2 separate regions of the Homo sapiens genome follow, and region 1 is linked to region 2. Evidence: chromatin contacts called from ENCODE Hi-C data. All regions are on one chromosome and are shown on one strand. Each heading gives the region's core, a stretch centred on a gene start or an enhancer-like site at or near the end of the contact. The rest is flanking DNA. Distances are from core to core; before and after follow the strand shown.

Region 1 (3,059 bases), core at 491-2,990, 520 kb after region 2:
CACACTGTATTCCACACAGTATTCCACACAATGTTCCACGTGGTATTCCACACTGTGTTCCACGCCATATTCTACACGTTATTCCACATGGTATCCCACACAATATTCCCCACGTTATTCCACACAGTGTTCCGCATGGTATTCCACACAATATTCCACATAGTATTCCACACTATATTCCTCACAGTATTCCACACAATGTTCCACACTGTATTCCACACGGTATTCCACGCAATATCCCACATGGTATTCCACACTGTGTTGCACACCGTATTCCACACGTTATTCCACATGGTATCCACACAGTATTCCACACATTATTCCACACATTATTCCACATGTTATTCCGTACAATATTCCACACGGTATCCCACAAAATATTCCACATGGTATTTCACACGGTATTCCACACAATATTCCACATGGCATTCCACACGGTATTGTACACAATATTCCACACGGTATTCCGAGGCAGAGCAAGGACTGCAAAGCAGTCCACCGCGTGCCCTGAGCTCTGTGTGCTCTGCCTTGCACCCATCTTGAAGGCCTGTGATCCTAGCTGCAGGAGACCCTTGGCCCCAGCTACCAACAGGCAGCAAAGAGACATTTGGGGTCAGACAGAGCTCCTTGTGTTCTTCCAAATATAAAATACAGTCCTGCACCTACTTGGCTGCCTTGAGGGACTGGCCAGCAGTGGCAATCACTGTTCACAAAACTGGATGAAAATCATGGTTAGTCTGCTAAAACGGCTGGCTCCGGGGTCACATGGGAATTTGGGGTTCTTCACAGTGAAATGTATCATTCTGAGGACATCACACTGGCCCACTGAGAGGCAGGAGGTGATGAAGCCATCACTGTTTGTCTGGGCTTCTTTCTGCCATGAACACAGCTCTGTTGCTGGCAGCCTTGGCCCTGGAAATATTCTTAATTCCACAGCTTACTACCATGAACACTGCCAGGATCCTGAAATAATATGGACCTCACCGCCACCTCTGCTGGGACCACTTGCCATTCGCAGCTGTTGATCTTGCTGGGATCGGTGGCCCCAGGCACAGTGCTTCTGCATGCACGTCCCATAGACTCCCAAATCTGAGCTTTGGGTGGTCTACCATGCCAGCCATCCCTTGAAATGACCTTGGAGAATGCTGTCTCAGGGCCTCTGAGCAGGACATTTGTATGCCTGAGGAAACTGATGATCTCATTCCTTTGGGGCTATAAAAAGGCCTTCGTGCAAGGCCAGTAAAACTCAGGAATCAATATTCTATGAGGGCCTGAGTGTTAGAAAGTGAGGCGCTGTTTGTTTCAGGTTTGCCTCCAAAATTAGATAAATTAACGTAATGAATTCTCTCAACTCATTTACATACACTGCTGATTTGATTTTAGGGAGAAACGCTGGAAAAGGCAGCCCTGTGAATGTACAAAACAGGATTTGACCTATTTTTCAAGTTGTTTGTGTCTGCAAAGTTTGCGATCTCTTTAACTGAAGCTGCTGGTGCCACGCTTTTTAGAACAAACCAAATAGCTTCAGCCTGCACATAAATGAGCCGGTGCCCTGAGAAAGGATATGGGTGTCTTGTGAATTTTGGGGACATTCTGTGGTTCTGGCAGCATCTGACTCAGCAAGTGATCCCAGGAAGGTGGCTCAACCCTTAGAAATTCTATCCTGGTTCACTTCCAAATAGGCATCGTACGTGGGAGGCTGGAGCCCAGGGGCTGGCCCGTAGCCCGCAGGGCGCAGAGGAGGCTGGTGCCCAGACTGGGAATGGCACTGGAGATATGCTTCCCGGGCCTCCCAGCTCACTCACTCAGCTTCTGCCTTCTGTGGAGCAGACTCCAGGGTCTGGGGGATGCAGGCAGAGAGAGGTGATCCCATTCCCCACCCATCTTCATGCTGCGTTAAACCCATAGCCTGATCACGGCCACCTGATGCTGGTGCATGAAGCACTTCGCTACTTCGACAGCATCCCAGACACAGGCTGGGGCTGAGGTGGCCACCGCAGCGTGGAAAGAGCCAGGGCTGTGGCGTGGGCCCTGGACCCACTCCACCCCAGCCCTGTTGGTATTCAGCTCCACTCACTTTCACTGACCAGCCCTGGGGGTCCCGGCTCCATGCTGAACTCGAAGCCAAATCTCAGTCTTGGAGGAGCTGGTTAAGTTCCCCTCACATTGACCAAGGGCCAGGCTGCATCCTTGGGAAACAAGGTTTACCCATGAAAATCACTCTTTTCACTTGATATATGGAGATGGGGCTCTAGAAGCTGTGTGTTTGTGTGTGCATGTGTATGTTGGTGGGGAATTTAAAGTAAGGGTTGGAAAACAGCAGCAAATGAGGAGGTGGAAGAGATGGGAAACACTCAGAATTCCTCTACTGCCAGAAAGGAGGGGGTGAGACTGAAAACCTCCAGCGTCAGGGCCTTTGACCGCAGCCCCTTCCATCTCCTGGTGGGTCCTTGAGCATCCCTGCCCACTTTAGTTAAACAGACTTCTCAGTGCTTCATGGCCTGGCTTACATGTTCCCATCTCCAGGCCCTGGCTCTCGGAAGTGCACAGGAAGGCCTGGGCATGCCCTTGTCATCACCAGTGTTTGGGTTCCTCCCGCTGACCCAGGAGCCTACCTCTGCACAACCTGCTGGGAATGCGTATGACCCTGCCTGCCGATGCTTCTGTGTACAGGGGGGCTGCCTCTTACCTGCTCTTGTCCCATTCCAGGCAGGAGATTTAGCCAAACCCCTTGTACTTCTCAAGAGTGTTCTCGGCTGGCATTGAACAGTGGGAATGTGCAGAAATGTGTCATCAGTTTTCCTCACTTCAAAACCTCCCAGGTCAGGTGTCAAATGTCACTGATGCAGGAAAGTCAGCCAGGCAGTTCTGCCCCAAATCTGGGCATCTATAAAGAGGCCTGGGTAAGGGGGTGCAGGGTTATGCTGTGCCCTGTCATCACTGCCCTTGCGTGGTACCTCCCCTTACTGTCCAGGCTCTTCAGCTGTGCAAGGATGCCCAAGTGGCCGGGAGAGTGTCCGGACTGCCTGTCACACCACCTGGGTTGGACTCCTGGCCCA
Region 2 (3,191 bases), core at 41-2,540:
ATTATTCCTTGGGCCTTCTTTTGTTCACCATCGGTTCTTGGATCTTGTTCCTTTCAAGATTGGTCCTTAATGCATTTTTAAAAAGCAACGTATATGGGTAAGGATATCAATATCTTAGTATGCTGTATTCTGTATGTTAGCTCATTTTGGCTTTCTAGGATGAACTGACTCTATCCCACATCATGTAACTTGAAATGAATAGACTCATATCCTTTCCACTGATTGCTGTCCATTCTAATCATGCAGCAGAACTCAGTGGAGCGAGCTGTAGTGTGAAAGGAGATGTCAGTTCATGCTTTTCTGAAAAGAATGGGTCCGGTGTGATGATATTCTGAAATATTTCAGCAATAGCCATGAAATATAATAGTTTCCCAAGCACACAAAGCTCAAGAAGTTAATTGTTCATTTATGTTTGATACTGGGATTGAAACATTGGATTAAAACCAATTAAATGTTCCTAGAAGCAACAGAAAAAGTTTCCTTATTTATGAATAGAACCATTCAAATGGCGCAGACACAATCCATGTAAAGTAATGAGGTGTTTTGTTTTTTTGGCAAAGGAGAACACAAAACAGGCATAGGGAGTTTTAAAAAAACTTCTCTTTAAAAATCGCTTTTTGGATACAAGGTCAATAAAATAACATACACCAGTAGGAAGGAGTAATGGGAAATCTAGGGCTTCACAAGGAAAACAATCCCCCTCCCCCAGGTGAGCAGCACAATGAAAATACTCTGCTTATTCTATCAGGGTTACATTCCTGAACTTAAGTCAACATCCTAAGTTACAGAACTAAACATGCTCTGCCTCTGCTTAGCAACCACAAATCCTTCCTTCGCCAGTTGCATGTATTTTGGATGTGGCTTCTGAAGTACACAGTCACAGCGCCCCGAGTTAGGAAATTTGCGCTTTATTTTCCCAAAGTGTGACAACACTTTAAGGTCCCCCCTCCCCGACCCCACCCGCCCGCTGTCCTGCACGCCACTGAAGTGATCGTTTCTTTTGAACCTCGGCATCTAACAACCCGGAAGCTGGACGCCTGAAGCCTATGCGGCCCAGCGTTTTCATCCCGGCTCGTGCTGGGGGCGGGGAGAGAAGCCCGTAGGGCCTCTGGCGCGGGGCCCGGGCAGCCGCGGTGGCGCGGCCCAGGCCCGGGGCCACTTCCCGCGTCCCGGGGCCTCGCAGGCGCGAGCGCGGCGAGCGGCGCGCGGCTGAGCCCGCAGGACGCCCTCTAGCCCCGCCGGCGGCGCGCCGCGAGTCCCTCACTCCCCGCCCATCGGCGGCTGCGCGCACTGCACACTCGCCTGCCGCCGCCGCCGCACGCCGCCTGCCTCCTGCACGCCGCCGCCGCGCCTAGCGCCCGGGCCCGCGACACCGCCCGCTAAGCGCCGGGCCGAGTTCACGCAGCCGCGGTCTGGCGGCTCCGCGGCGGCGGCGGGTGCGGGCGGCCTGGCCGGTGCCGGTTAAAGGGACGAGTTGCAAACACTTCAGGAAGTGACAAGTCGATTTCCTCCTCCCCGGGAGTCGCTCGTACAAAGCGCTCGGCGCCGGCAGGCGAGCGTGCGCGCGGCGGACGCGCGGCGGGCACCCCGGACGACTTGGCGAGCGCTGGCGGTGACGGCGCGGGGTCCGCGCCCGGAGCGCCCCGCCGCGCACAGTAAGCGACCCGGGGCCGGGCGGCGGCGGCGGTGGCCGGGGGGCTGGCCCCGAGCGAGGTCCGGGCCGTGTGCGTCCCGGCCGCTGGCTGGAGGGAGCCCGGCTCGCGTGCGCAATGGGCTTGCCTTTTTTTTTTCTTTTTTCCTAATGTTGCTGGTTTCCTTTTTTTCTGCCTTGTTTCGCCTTTGGGTTGGGTCGGGCGGTTTCTCCGGGCGCTCGGTCTCGCCCCTGATGCAGGCGTGAGACTTGTCAGAGCACAGGCATGGGGAAGAACAAGCCTGGCTGCGGCGGAAAAGTCTGCGCTCCCCAGGCCAGGGCGGGCGGGCGCGGGGACTGCTGCGCCCGGGGGTGTCCTCTCCGCGTCTCAACTTGAGCCCTGACTAGCCGCTGCGGAGGAGGCGCGGAGTCTCGGGAGCCGGGCGGCCCCATTCGCCCCGAAGTTCCCGCATCGTTTGCAGACAACTCTTTTGTTCGCGGAAGTTTGCACCCGCCACCCCCGGGGTGCGGGAGCGAGGCGGCGGGCTCCGCTGCTGCTGGACTGTCCGGGGCGGTCAGGATGGGGGTGAGGGGGCATTCTGTCCCGGGCGGGGGAAGCCCGCGGGGAGGCCACCGCTGGGGCTTGCGGAGTGGGGGCGTCCGCGCCGGCGTGGCTTTTGCACATGGCGAGAAGGGCCGTCCGGCACAGGCACACTGGTCGAGTCACATTTTTGCTAGTCTTGGATTTTGCAAGCCCGTGGGAGTCAGGTTCCCCGCTCAGGGTTTCTCTTGGGGCAGAGACGAAAGAAACGAGGACACCCAGAATCCGGGGAGGGTTTGCGGTTTGTGTTGTCCCAAGTGTGTTCTCGCTCCCCCCGCCCCCCCACCTTGTCCCCCAGCCCCCAGCTCTCCACCCCCATTTTCGGACTTGGGGAACAATGCTTGTAGTACGGGCCGGGGCGCCGCAGCAGCGACGAACCGCGCGGACAGGTTTGCCCGGGTCCCTCGCGTTCGGACGCCCCCTGAAGCCGAGCTCCTTCCATCTGACCGCCCGGGCTCATTAACACGTACTGTACTTAGGACGATGGTGAACAAAGAAAAGCTCTTTGCAGCGTTTGATGAATGGGATTCTGCCTCCTATAGGCCACACTCCGAGTCTTCCATACGGTACAATCTCCGGACTCGGTGGTGTTAGGAAAGTGGCCCCCGGAATGGCTTGCATTCCGGGTCTGGGATCCTGGGGTGGGCATTTGTGCCGTCGCCTTCGCCGCCGCGCTCGCCTTGCAGGAGCGGGTGCAGATGGAGCCAGGCTGACGGTTGTTCAACAGGAACAAATGTTTGTTCAATTGTTGGATGGTGGAGAAAAGGGACTGTTTCCTATTGACTGCTGCAGGAGTTGGAATGGCATTGTTTATTGGCCTGGGAAGCCAGGCAAGCGTCTTGTGCTGCTTACAACATATTAGCAGACTTCCAAATGACATGCTAGCATATGTGTTCCCAGCAGTCCCCACCGGCTGGCAGGGAGATTCCTCCTTGCTCCAGATCCTGGACTCGTTTAAAA

What was found. Hi-C counts contacts between places; a loop is a spot of excess contacts on that map. Pooled maps may share reads with other maps.
Region 1: a loop to region 2 is called in a pooled map, with 9 times the contacts of the local background. The contact joins the enhancer-like site here to the promoter of FAM53B in region 2. A Hi-C loop is called at or near these places in 2 of 168 maps with a recorded cell type or tissue (B cell and naive thymus-derived CD4-positive, alpha-beta T cell), 5 of 37 single-sample maps with no recorded cell type and 8 of 50 pooled maps.

What each region holds. Positions count from the first base shown.
Region 1 is chr10:124,223,437-124,226,495 of GRCh38, reverse strand. No RefSeq gene overlaps it. Among named protein-coding and RNA genes, the nearest start is that of CHST15, 130 kb to the right of the region's middle. Within about 2 kb of position 1,740, at least 3 of the 41 ENCODE cell types and tissues checked have a DNase peak (open chromatin) inside an H3K27ac peak, as active enhancers do.
Region 2 is chr10:124,742,477-124,745,667 of GRCh38, reverse strand. FAM53B (family with sequence similarity 53 member B) reads left to right here and starts at 1,290. Exons shown (of 5, transcript NM_014661.4): 1 at 1,290-1,655. RefSeq lists silencers at 1,052-1,191, 1,322-1,371, 1,392-1,501, 1,552-1,711, 2,032-2,241 and 1 more.